Linked DNA regions of Homo sapiens: region 2 is linked to region 1. Evidence: chromatin contacts called from ENCODE Hi-C data. All regions are on one chromosome and are shown on one strand. The core of a region is the stretch at or near the end of the contact, and the rest is flanking DNA. Distances in the headings are between cores, read along the strand shown.

What was found. A loop is a pair of places that touch in the nucleus more often than their neighbours do.
Region 2: a loop to region 1 is called in a map with no recorded cell type, with 3 times the contacts of the local background. The contact joins the promoter of KCNIP4 here to the promoter of KCNIP4-IT1 in region 1. A Hi-C loop is called at or near these places in 1 of 168 maps with a recorded cell type or tissue (chondrocyte) and 1 of 37 single-sample maps with no recorded cell type.

The regions. Positions count from the first base shown.
Region 1 is chr4:21,851,473-21,857,374 of GRCh38, reverse strand. KCNIP4-IT1 (KCNIP4 intronic transcript 1) reads left to right here and starts at 4,187. Exons shown (of 1, transcript NR_002813.1): 1 at 4,187-5,902. All of the region lies in intron 1 of KCNIP4 (potassium voltage-gated channel interacting protein 4), which reads left to right.
Region 2 is chr4:21,944,490-21,950,396 of GRCh38, reverse strand. KCNIP4 (potassium voltage-gated channel interacting protein 4) reads left to right here and starts at 1,625. Exons shown (of 9, transcript NM_025221.6): 1 at 1,625-1,826. The coding sequence starts at 1,766. RefSeq lists enhancers at 677-1,177, 1,178-1,678.

The DNA.
Region 1 (5,902 bases), core at 2,938-5,437:
AGCAGAGGAGACCCTGGCATGCATAGCTCCTTTCCACAGCTGATCATCTTGTGATCTCTTTTTAGTTCTCAGCAGAGAGGAGACCCTGGGGGTAGGTAGCTCCTTTCTGCAGCTGGTGGTCATGTCATCTCTTTTTGAATCTGGCTGAGTTCTGGGGTTTGTATGGACTTCAAAGGAGAGGAAGTGTATGCTGATTGGTTCATGTAAGGCCATGGGTAGGCCCAGAAAAAACATAAGTTCCCACTCTGCAGAACTGGTAGCCTTGCCCCCAGGCTTCAGGCCTTTCCCCACTTGAAGGTGGGGCTTCACCAGGCACCTGTGTCTTTCCACCCAGGAGCCTATCTGCCTCCTGCCACTGTTCATGATGCCAAGACTGTTTGTGCTGAGTGGTGCCAGCAGGCCAGCTCTGAGCTGCCCTTGGCCTCCATCCCATGCTCCTCGGTGCCCAAAGTCTGGAGGAGTCCAAGGCAGCAGGGGGCTGGTGTGTCAGTGCTGCCCCAAGAGTGCACATACCTAGCCAGGTTGTGACAGCACTCAGGCTCAGCCTCCACTTTGCTCTGAGATTGGAGTGGGCGCTTGGAGTGGGGAAAGGCCAGGCAGAAGGAGCAGGCACCCTCAAGTGCTTGGAGTAGGAAGAGGCCAGGCAGTGGAAGGGGAGGGCTTCCAGGGCTCCTGAGAGTGCAGAGATGCTCAGATTTACAGCCACAGATTGGGCAGCTGTAGGTGTGCCCGGGAAGGTGGGGCTCCTGCCTACTTCCAGCCCCCAAGTGCACAGGCATGCCCAGGTCTGCAGCCACAGCTGGGTGCCACAGCTGCACCTGGGGAGTGCAAGGCTCCTGCCCTGCCAACTCAGAAGGGGGTGGAGCTTCCGCCTGTTCCTGGCTTTTGCTGACTCCATGGTGGCAGCCCCGGCCAGTCCTCTCCCGCCGCATGCGGCATCATGGCAGCAGCCACTCCAGATGGGCTGCCACTGGCATCAATAAGATGTTTACTAAAATTTCTGTAAAGAGAGCCACTCACAACTTTATATTCATCTACAGGAACCCTCAAATAAATTTAATCCCCATTTGGGATTATCCCTCAAATGTAGCTCTGAGTACTTATTAGTTATTATTCTGGCATCCCTACATCTAATAAGATATAGAGTAGAGTCCACACGGTCTCCAGGAACCAGCCAGCCTGTAAATGAGTGAAGTCTTCTGGTGATATATCAGCACCATGATAAATGACCCCACCCAAGGTGATGTCAAAATGTTAACAATAGTGAGGGGGACAGACCATGGCAACAGGAACAGCTTCTGTCCTTTCCTTATGAGGCAGCTACTAGTCAGCTCCAGCTAATTGTGACTGTATAGGAATGGTGGCCTAGAACTGCTAGAACTGTTAAGTAAAAACTCTCATTTTAACAGACATATTCTGATTTTTCAATGTTGTTAATTGATTTAAATTTTAAAAGACTGTATGTGGGCTAAAAGGTTTCATTGACAAGTTTGAAGGAAAAGCCCAACTAGATAGAATCTTGTGGTAATTCTAGGAAGTGTGTGGAAGATGGAGGGAAGAAGGGCAAGGGTGCAAACAAGAAGATAGTTTCAGACTGTCCAGATGGATTATAATGGTGGCGAGTACTGGAGCAGTAGAAAGCATTCTGGAGACAGAAAAAATGAAGAATAAAGAGTGGGCTAGCGACTTCCAGGGGATAGAACAGGTAGGACCCAGAAGCCAATTGTATATGGATAAGAACTTATAGAAGAATGGAAGTTTCAAGTTTCTCTAGGGTCCCAGAAAAAAGAAACTGCTAGGGCTCAGGTGGAATGTGCATATTTTTAACAATAATCTGAAATCCAATTATCTGCCTTCTGCAAGTGCAGACACCACTCCTGCACACACAGAATAATTATACTACCTATGGGCTCACTTTTTATTTTTCAATCAGAGGATGCGCTGGTACCATTGCTACATTTGCTTGAAAGGTCACAGCTTCAGCGGTTTAGACACTGGAAAACAAAGATGAAAATAGAATGCCAGAGTGATTTTGTAAAACAGATTGAAGAAAAGCTAACGGAGGTCAGACTGCAGTCACTGGCAGGAGAGAAGACTGAGAGAGACAAAGTCATAAACTAAAAACTCTTATGTAGACTGTCATGCTAGAAAAATGGGAAAGCGGAGATACAGGGGTGATTCTTCCCTTTCTGAGTTAGCTTGATACCGAAAATTGAACAATAGACGGCTCTCCATTGAACTCCCTGTAGGGGGAAGATTCTGTCTGTTGCTTAAAGACGATGTTTAAATGACCTTTAAAATCCTGGGAGTATCTGTCATCTCTAGTCAAAGACAAGAATAAGAAGAGTTGGCAGGGGCAAATGATAGAGCAGGGAATGAAAATCAACAGCCATTTCCATTCAATAGTATTCATTGGAAACTGTCAGATACAAGAAAAGGCCCTAATGATCCAATATTGATTAAAACACAGTCCAAACTCTCAAGGCAGATACACATTTAAGTATCTAATAGAAATGAAATAGAACAAATGTTGTATTAGCACTCTTAGAGAGGGTGAGCTTCAGAGTCCAAAGAAGAAATAGGGAGATCCAAGTGGCCATGTCCAGTTGTTGGAAAGAAGGGCCTGGTTTCCAAAAGAGATGTCAAGGCTCAACACAATCGCTTAGAATATGGTTTAGGAGTCAATTCTAGCAAACATTAGAGATGACTGGTATTTCTCAAAGAGCAAATGTAGAGTACAAAGAATGGTGTGCCAAGGGTAGAGCCCAGACAATTATCAAAGTCTGGTAGACAGAGGTTTACTAGATTCACACAGGATAGGCAATGCCTTTGTCATTCTTCACCTGTACACTGGGGGGAATTTAAGCAATTGGGGTCATAAACACTCAAAAGGGGAGAAGACCAATGTAGATTTGGGGATGATTAAGTTAAATATAACATTGATGGAAAAAAAAGTAAAAACTCTGCTCTGCAATTAATATGTGGGATGAGAAGCAGTTTGACATTCAACATAATTGTATATGTTGTACCGAATCCCCTCCATTTAGCTATCTCATCTTGTAGGTTTAAATTCTGTCTCAACTCCTTCATGAAGCCTTAGAAAATCCAGTAAACAGATTGTTAATTTTTGCACTGCTGAGTGCAGGAGCAGTTATGTCTGTCCCTTTCTTGATACTTACCGTTTTATCATCTTGCCTTATCAGCTTGTGCGTATATGCCTGATTACTAGGGTGATGGTTATATGTGGGCACTCAAACTGGAACACTTTGGAGAGTGAAACTTGGGAAGACAGAGTGCTATTGGGGCTATGAACAGTTACTGAGGACAACAGGCATAAATAGACACTGCCCTGAGCAACCTAGGCTGTGTGATCACTGAACTTATTACCATTCCCGGGTCATATGGTTCTTCTATCGTCTCAAGGCCTTGCACAGAGCAGCACTTAATGACAACATTAGATGCTATTCAAAGGACCATGGATGGCACATGACCCCAAACTCTTTATTTGACAGATGAATAAACTGAGGTCCAGGGAGGTTAAGTGACTTGCCTGTGGCAGCCCAGCTAGTTCTTACCTTGAAGGTTTGTTATCTTCATGCTTAACCTTGTTTTCTTATGGATACCCTAGACAGATAGCTTTTCTCAGATATTCCCCTATGTTTATGGCCTGGTGGATTAATAATGTTTTCTTGATTCTGGTCAGATTCTGATGTGTAACTTTTGCATGATCTGAATGTTTCTGTTGTATCCTTCCAATTCATGTGTTGAACCCTAATAAGTAATGTGATAGGAAGTGAGGTTTTAGGAAGTGATTGGGTCATGAGGGTGCTCAGAAAATGTTAATTGAATTAACAAATGATCATGGAAACACTGATTTCTATAAATGAAAAGGGACTTAAAAATAATATAGTCAGTTTCTCTAATAAGTAGGAAGAAACAAGCTCAGAAAATATTATATGACTTATTCAAAGGTCAATCAGCCACTGATAAACCCAGATGAAAACTTAGTTCTCCTGGGTCTTTCATTTCCCAGACCGGTGTTTTGCCTACAATGTCCCACTGCTTTGAAAGTGATTGACAGTAAAATATTAGAGCCCTATATTTTAAAGTGACTTCATAATCATTTTTGTTTTTTCTTACAACTTTCCAAATGCTGCCTTATGTTACTGAACTCCCCACTACAACCCTATGAGTCTGGCAGGAAGCTGAACAGTTTTACAAATTAGGCAATCAAGACTCAGGATTTAAGTGACTTGGACTGAACTGGCTCAATTTCTTCAAATATAGAGAGTACAAAGAAACCTGGTCAATCTTACTACTGTCCTTGAAAGAATGTTTTTTCCTAATTCAGCAAGGCAAAACTGTTAGCAAAAGTGTTCTTCAACAAGGGATCTGTGATTGTATGTTAAAAAGCTTTCTCTAAGGTACTTATCACTTAAGTAACAATGACCTGATTCATTTTTGTTTTTTGTGGGGAATTGTAACAGTAAGGAAATCATGGTTCTTCACTGTTTTAGTGAGATAGGTGAATTTTGGAATTGTGTACCAACTGAGGTAAGGCAAAAGTCTACAGTAAAACTGTTAGAATTCTACTTAAAAATATGAATAGAAAATGCAGAAAATCAGTAAATAAAAATAAATCTACAGACCAGTTGCATGCAGAGTGAGTTTGAATGTGTCATGTATGATGCTGAGTTACTGATGTGACTCTGAGCACATGTGACTCTGTGGGCTCACCCCATAGGACTTGGTATTCTCTGCTGGGTTCACACTATCTCTAATTAGGGAACATTTAAGCTTATGTTTACTGTGTTAGAGAACATCGACTTAAATCTACCCTATTAACAAATAGAGTTTCTCAGGTTGTTTTGTTGCTTTGCTCTGCCGAAGTTCAATTTAGACCATTTCTAATTAAATTAAACGTGAATGAGAGAAGACTGTTAGAAGAGGTAAACATTCTCAGTTCTTCCAGAATTCTTCCTAAAAAGTAGCTGAACCACCCTTTCCCTGGGGTTTAGCAGAGATTGTGAGTTGCCTCATGGAAGGCAGGGGCCATGCTTTATTGACAATATTTATTTCCAGAACCTCAATGAGGACAAAGCTTATAAAAAGCATTCAGTACACACTGGCTGAATAAACCAATGAGCTGCAGTCTGGAAGCCTTCCCGGGACAGACTCTCTGGACTTTAGTAAAATAGAGAGCTTCCTTGGAGGTCCCCACACACTTATCTTGACAGTGACCTTATTGGTTTGTAATGAATTGTTGATGTTTCTTTCCCACTAGAAAATTATCTCCCAGAAGTTATTTTTTGTCAGCTGTGAATCTCTATAATCTGTGAACACACACACACACACACACACACACACACACACACACATATTAATTGAATTGTAGAGGTTTTTTATGTCTAGACTTCTTATACTAAGAGGGTACCATAGACAGCATATAGGCATGAAACAATTAACTCAAAAGCAAAAATTTTATTAAGACAGAACTGAGACGAGGGTTCCAGTATCTTGAGAGTCTCCCCTGGCCAGTGTTTCTTGTCTCCTTCACCTATGCACCCATCTGACAATTTAAAAAACTAAAGCTTGGAGATTCATGTTGGCAATTTTTTATTATTAGTGTACGTGGTATATATAGCTTTTCCGCAATTTGGTTGGAGAAATGTTTTGCTAGCTTCCCAGAAACTAGCAGCCTTCACCAAAGTGGGGGCTGTCTTAAGGTGTGCCCCCTTACCTTGGGATAAAGCTATGTGCTATGGAATCACACAAGCCCGTGTTTGTATTTTTTTCATTTTAATTTTTAAACACTTGCATAAAATTAAGGGGTAAAGTGCAGTTTGGCTTCATGGATCTATTGCTTTAGGGGAAGTCTGGGCTTTTAGAGTGACCATCACTT
Region 2 (5,907 bases), core at 376-2,875, 96 kb before region 1:
TGAATAATGAAAAAACAAATGTTTAGTGAAGACCAACTATGTGCAAGGAACTTTTCTAATTGCTTTGTCAATATAACATTGTTCTCAACTTCAAGAATCAGGGTTGCCTGTCTTTATACAGTGATTGCTACATGCCAGTCACGGCTCTAAGCCCTTTGCATCTATTGATTTTCTTAAATCCTCACAACAAAACAATAATGTAGGTACCAGTTATAGCTGATATTTGTACCAGGCCACAGGATTATGAAGTAGTGGAACTAGGATTTGAACCCAGACAATGGGGTGTCAGCATCTGTCTCCTTAACAATGAACTAAAAGAGTAAAAGGCTCTCAAGAAATATACAAATACATGCTACAAGGGCTCAAAGGACTAAGTAAATCGCTCGTGCGTTTGGGGGTGGGGAGAAGGGCAATAAGGTGTCAATTGAGACCTACTTGGAGAAAGGGGGAAGATTTCACTTGGTGACAGTGTGTATAAATAATCCAGCAGCCATAGGGAAGGCAAATAGTTTCACAAACACTTAGAAATGGCTTCCACCCAAGTCATGGCCAACTGACCTTGCAGCTGAGAGTGAGAGGGAATTTTAATTCAGTTTGCCTGGAGAACGGGTCAACTTGACCTTTCTTCTGAAAAGAGAGGCTTCATGCACTTGACTCTTGGGGACACAGAAATCTGCATTTTAATTTTGACTTCTCAAACAGTAACCATGGCCACAAGTGGTCTATTGGTTTCTCTTTACCTTCCCAACTATTCCCGGCCTTACTGTGCTTTAGAAGGGCAAATGACCTTGCGGGTGGTGAGCGATACCTCCTGGTTGACCTGCCTGGGAGATCTCAAATGAAACCCCCCACATGGATGCTTCTCCAAAATGCCACCAGTCTATGCCACCCCCTCTCTCCAAGGTGGTATTCTGCACCTCGGCCCTGCGATGTTCACCTGGAGTCTAGAGCCAGTGTTTCCCCACACTTAGCCGAGTCGCATGACCGGTTCTAGCTTCAATGGGGGAAAGTTTCCCGTCTAGGAGTTCTGGCGCTCTGCCCGGCTCCGGAGAAGGGCATCTCCTTGCGCTTCCTCTCTGGTGTCCTTCGAACTCAGCCTAACTTTGTGCAGCAGTATTTCCAGTCTAGCTGTCCAAGTTGGAGCCCCTGGGGGACGCAGCGGCGCGTTGAGAAGGCGCGGCGCCTTCGAGCCCCTCCCCAGAGCAGGCGCTGCTCGCAGTGACAAGGGGTCCTAGAGGCGCCCGCTGAGAGCCGCTGGCAACTCCCGGGGGTGTCCTGCCCAGCCCGAAGTCACCTCGGGTCTCTTTCGGGTCCATCTACTCTGTCGCCAGAGGCACCGTGCCACCCGCGGCGCTTTCCTCTCCCCGCACCCCGCCCCCCGCATCCCCAGTCCGGTGACTTGGCAGCAGGTGGCAGGGGCGGCGCTCACGAGGGCGAGGGGCTGGGGTCCCCGCACTCGAGCCGCCCGTGCAGCCCGCCCGCTTCCAGCCGCCGGCGCGAAGCTGCCGGCGCCTCGGCCTCCCCCGCCACCCCGCGCGCCCCCGCCGCCAAGGGCCGCGCAGCGCCCCCGGCGCCCCCCGCCGGCCTCCGCCCGCACCTGCAGCCCGCTCCGCGCGCCCTGCCCGCAGCCGCCGCCGAAGCTCTCGCTCCCAGCGCCACGGACGCCCCCGGGCCGAGCGGCGGTGCGCTCCCGTGCAGACCCGTGGACAGACGCCCCTGGCCGGTGGACTCTCGAGTCTCGCTTCTGCACCCTGCGTCCCTAGACATGAATGTGAGGAGGGTGGAAAGCATTTCGGCTCAGCTGGAGGAGGCCAGCTCTACAGGCGGTAGGATGCAATAAGCTTGCGAGCGGGCGCCCGCTTCCGCCCTCCTTCCCTCGCGAGCCAAGACGGCTGCCCCTTCCCTTCCTCGGCTGGGGACGCTTGTTGCCTTCGCTGCATGAGACACAGTCACCTGGCGGGACTGGGAAGGGGAGGTGGGAGCGGCAGGAATGGGGTGCAAAGGAGAGGGGGGTGCATGCAAGATCCAGGTCGGGGAAGAAAAGATGTTTGAAGTGTGTTTGAAACTCGCCGGTGGCAGGGTCCCCTGCGATCCTGTGCGTACTTTTGCCTTCTCTGAAAATTTCCGAGGTTGTTTATGCATCTGCCAGATGACTCCAGACCGCACGCTTCCTTCCCCTAACACCTGGGGATTAATGAGCTGAAATAGTATTGATCCTCGCCTTCCACTTTTCCTTCATGCCCCCACACGTTTCTTCATTACAACTGTATTTTTGTCCCCTGGTAATATACTGGCGGCATCTTGCCCATGTCAGATTCTAAAGCAGGAGCGTATGGCTTGTTTTATGGCTAGCTTCAGTTTAGTGTGTTCAGAGAAAATGGTCCTCAGTGACACTTGCAAATAATTTATATACAGTACAGCCTTGTTAAGGTATCGGGCACTGTGTTAGGAGCTTGGCTTTCAGAGAAACGTGCGTTCTGCGAAAGCAGGGAGAAATGTTTTGCTGTTTGGTGGGATCCATAGAGAAATAGGAGACGATGCCCTTCCACAAAGCGTCTTGGGTTGCATCGATTTGTTATTAGGTGGTTTTGATGTGTACAGAGTATTTTACAGGAGCCGGAAAGAGAATGGAAGTGATTTTGGGGCACATGAGAGTGATAAAGGGCTGGACCTCTCCCTGATTACATAAGCTAAGGGGTCACATATGGCTATAGCATAGTTTGGGTTTAGAGGGTGAAAAACTTGGACTCGAGGGCTGTAAACTTGCAAGCAAAGAGGTGTTTCCACTTGCTGCCTTCTTTAGTACTCAGGGAAATGGAGTCACCTCAACAACTTGAGTCAATCATTCGAATTTATGGCCATGAGAAATGGAAATGGACACCCTCCCTTTCTTTTCCTCACTCCAATAGTTAAGGTCATCGTAACCGGGAGGACACTAGTCTCACTTGAATATGAAATTTTAAAGAGAACAGTCTTAATCCTTTTGGACTGGAAAAAATAATATGAACATCACCTGTAAAGCCCCACATTTGACTTGTAACTGTGTTTAGTTCTGTTTTCACTTATGCCTGGAGATGCCCACTCATTACGAGCCAAGCATAAGTAGATTATCTCTTGTGAGAAATGCTTACAATCTTTAAGAGATCAAATGTTTCCTGAGTGGCGTGTTTAATGTAGAGGGCTGAGTAGTTTTGGGGTGTTGAGTTGAGTTCGTAGGGTCTCTGTCTTTGCAGTTCTTTAGAATAAACAGGGTAGAGGGCTAGCGCTGTCCTATTAGAGACACATTCACACACGGCAGCCCAGGGAACTCAAGGCTGGAGCAGATGGCAGGAATGTCGTCTCAGGATCTGGATGGCTTGCATTGCTTGGCTCCTCAGTGACCACAGCTCTTTGACTGTACCTGTTCTTCCATCAACCGGATGGGGATTGAATCAGCATGTCTAGACTATGCACAGGGTCATGGGTGGCCATAATCACTATAAATGGGAAATGAAGATGAAGTCACACCTGGGGAGTACTATACATTTAAAAAAGCAAACCTTTTACTGCTATCTCCAGAATCAGCATGTGTTCACTGTTTATTTAGAGAACAGAAATATGTTGTTTTATACCTTGGCTAAGGTGAGACCAAAGTGATGAGTTTTCTGGCTGAGAATTGATTTGACACCTGTTTCTTGAATTGTATTCACAAATTTTTAGTTAGTTGTCATATGATGAGAAGAATAAAGAAAAAAATAGTTTGGATTATCTTTTTTATTCTTGTTGATATTGCTTCAAAGCTAATATTAGAGAATGATCCCCAAATATGTAATACTATTTTCACCAAACATATGCATAAGTACTTTGCTTACTTGTGATCAGATATAGGATGGTCTTTACTAATCCTGGGATGAGAAGGGATGATTTTTAAAGGCTTAAACTCTGTCTTCCATTTTTGTTTTAAAATAATAGTCCCGATCTCTTGTTCTCTTTCCAATAAGTAGGCTATTTATATAACTCCCAAACTATCTTGTACTATGATACAGTTTTTCCTTGAATATATATCTCTGGAATGGAGGTTTATAAGATGATTTAGCTGGAATCTAAGCAAAATTTAACTGGAAGATCTAACTGAGAGAAATGTAGGTGGATGATAGAGAAATCAAGAATTAGAGAAGTGTGAGTCTGTGTGCGTACGTGTATGTATTTTATGACCTGACTTAGAGATAGAACACTGTGAAAAATGGTTTGCTGAAAGGCAAAGGATGAAACTACATGAATGGAAAGTAGAGAGGAAATGTTGGAAATGACAGAACAGAGTCGAGTTGCAATTCTGAAACTTTATAATAATTTAGTTTAAAAAGTTCGTTCCGTACTCTCTTCTCAACAAGTAAACGCATCTAGTATGCTAACTGATGAACACCACCTGTAAATCACTGTAATTGACATTGTTAATGCCAGAGAGGACAGAAAATGGGTGAGTTGTGCATAAGTACATACAAGTAGAGAAGGTTTCTTACAAATTAGAGTGCTCACTTTTGCCCTGCCAGCTTCCATGTTAAACCCAAAGCCTGACCAAAATACATTTTTCATTTCATTGTCTAATCCCATATTTTGCACTCCTGCTATAAAATCAGAACGTAATCCTGCTAACAGTGGAGAGACTGAGGGAGATGATAATTCAACTATGTTTGAAAGAGAATCAGAAACAAGGTCAGAGGAAAAAAAAAACTACAAAATTATTCATTGGTGTCCTTAATTTGTGCCATCTAACTTAGAGATGGCAGATGTTATGTGATGTAATCTACAACTAAAAATGAGGAAAATGTATGTTTCAATAGTAGAGTAAAAAAATGTCTTCAATTTTGAATTGCCATTTGATGGATGTATCGTGGCTTTGGCTTAAGTTTCATGTGTTTTAAAAATAAGGCAAACTCAAATTAGTAATTCCACAAGGGTAATATTGAAAAATCCATTTATTCTGAATCCATGAAAAGCTTTTCATCATACAATCATTATTTTATTTTCTTTATGTCATATAAATGTAAGAGGTGTACTAAACAAATGATAGGACAAAGTGTTGAAATTCAGCCACCCTCTCTCCCCAGGCCTGAAGCTTATGCCCTCTCATAAAATAAAGCTGTGGATGGTTTGGAAATTAATGAGCCATGCAATATAAAATCTGTGTGCAAGATTTCTGGAGAATTGTAGGCCAGGTAGTGGTTGATTGTTTTGAAGATATATTTCTGGGCTTAAATTATTAAGCCCTTCTTACTATTTTTTGTCCTTTTATTTATTTTTCGTGTTCTCACTTTTTCCAGAACATGTGAATAATATTGCTTTTCAATAATACATAACAGAATGTGTTTTTTTACTTAATAGCCTCTCTTCTTAGCGACTATTTCAAGTAGATTAACGTGTGAGGCAGGGAGGGGGTTGTGGGGAGATGAGTATTTTGTTTGTTCAAGGATCCTTTGCAAGTCTGAAAAATCTTTCAAAATTATATAACTGCACCCATTATTATAAATTAATTTACCCTTGGGCATTGAAGCACCCATTTCATTCCAAAAGTATTCATTTGGTTAAAGGTCCTGAGGGACTTTTCTCAATTCGTGTCGTCCTGAACTCACTGGGATGTTTCATGCTGTTTACCAACATGTGTTGGAAGACTGTGAGCTCTGTGAGAGCAGAAGTATTCTGTCCTGTCCACCACTTTATCCCCAGTATTGAGCATGAAGTCTGACTTGTAATATTTGCTCAACAACAGATATTGAATGAATGAAGCCTTTCCCACTTGCACTGAATTATTCTCCTTTCTCTGATTTCTCTCAGATCTCTCTTTTTTTTTTTTTTTTTTTTTTGAGACGGAGTCTCATTCTGTTGCCCAGGGTGGAGTGCAGTGGCGTGACCTTGGCTCGCTGCAATCTC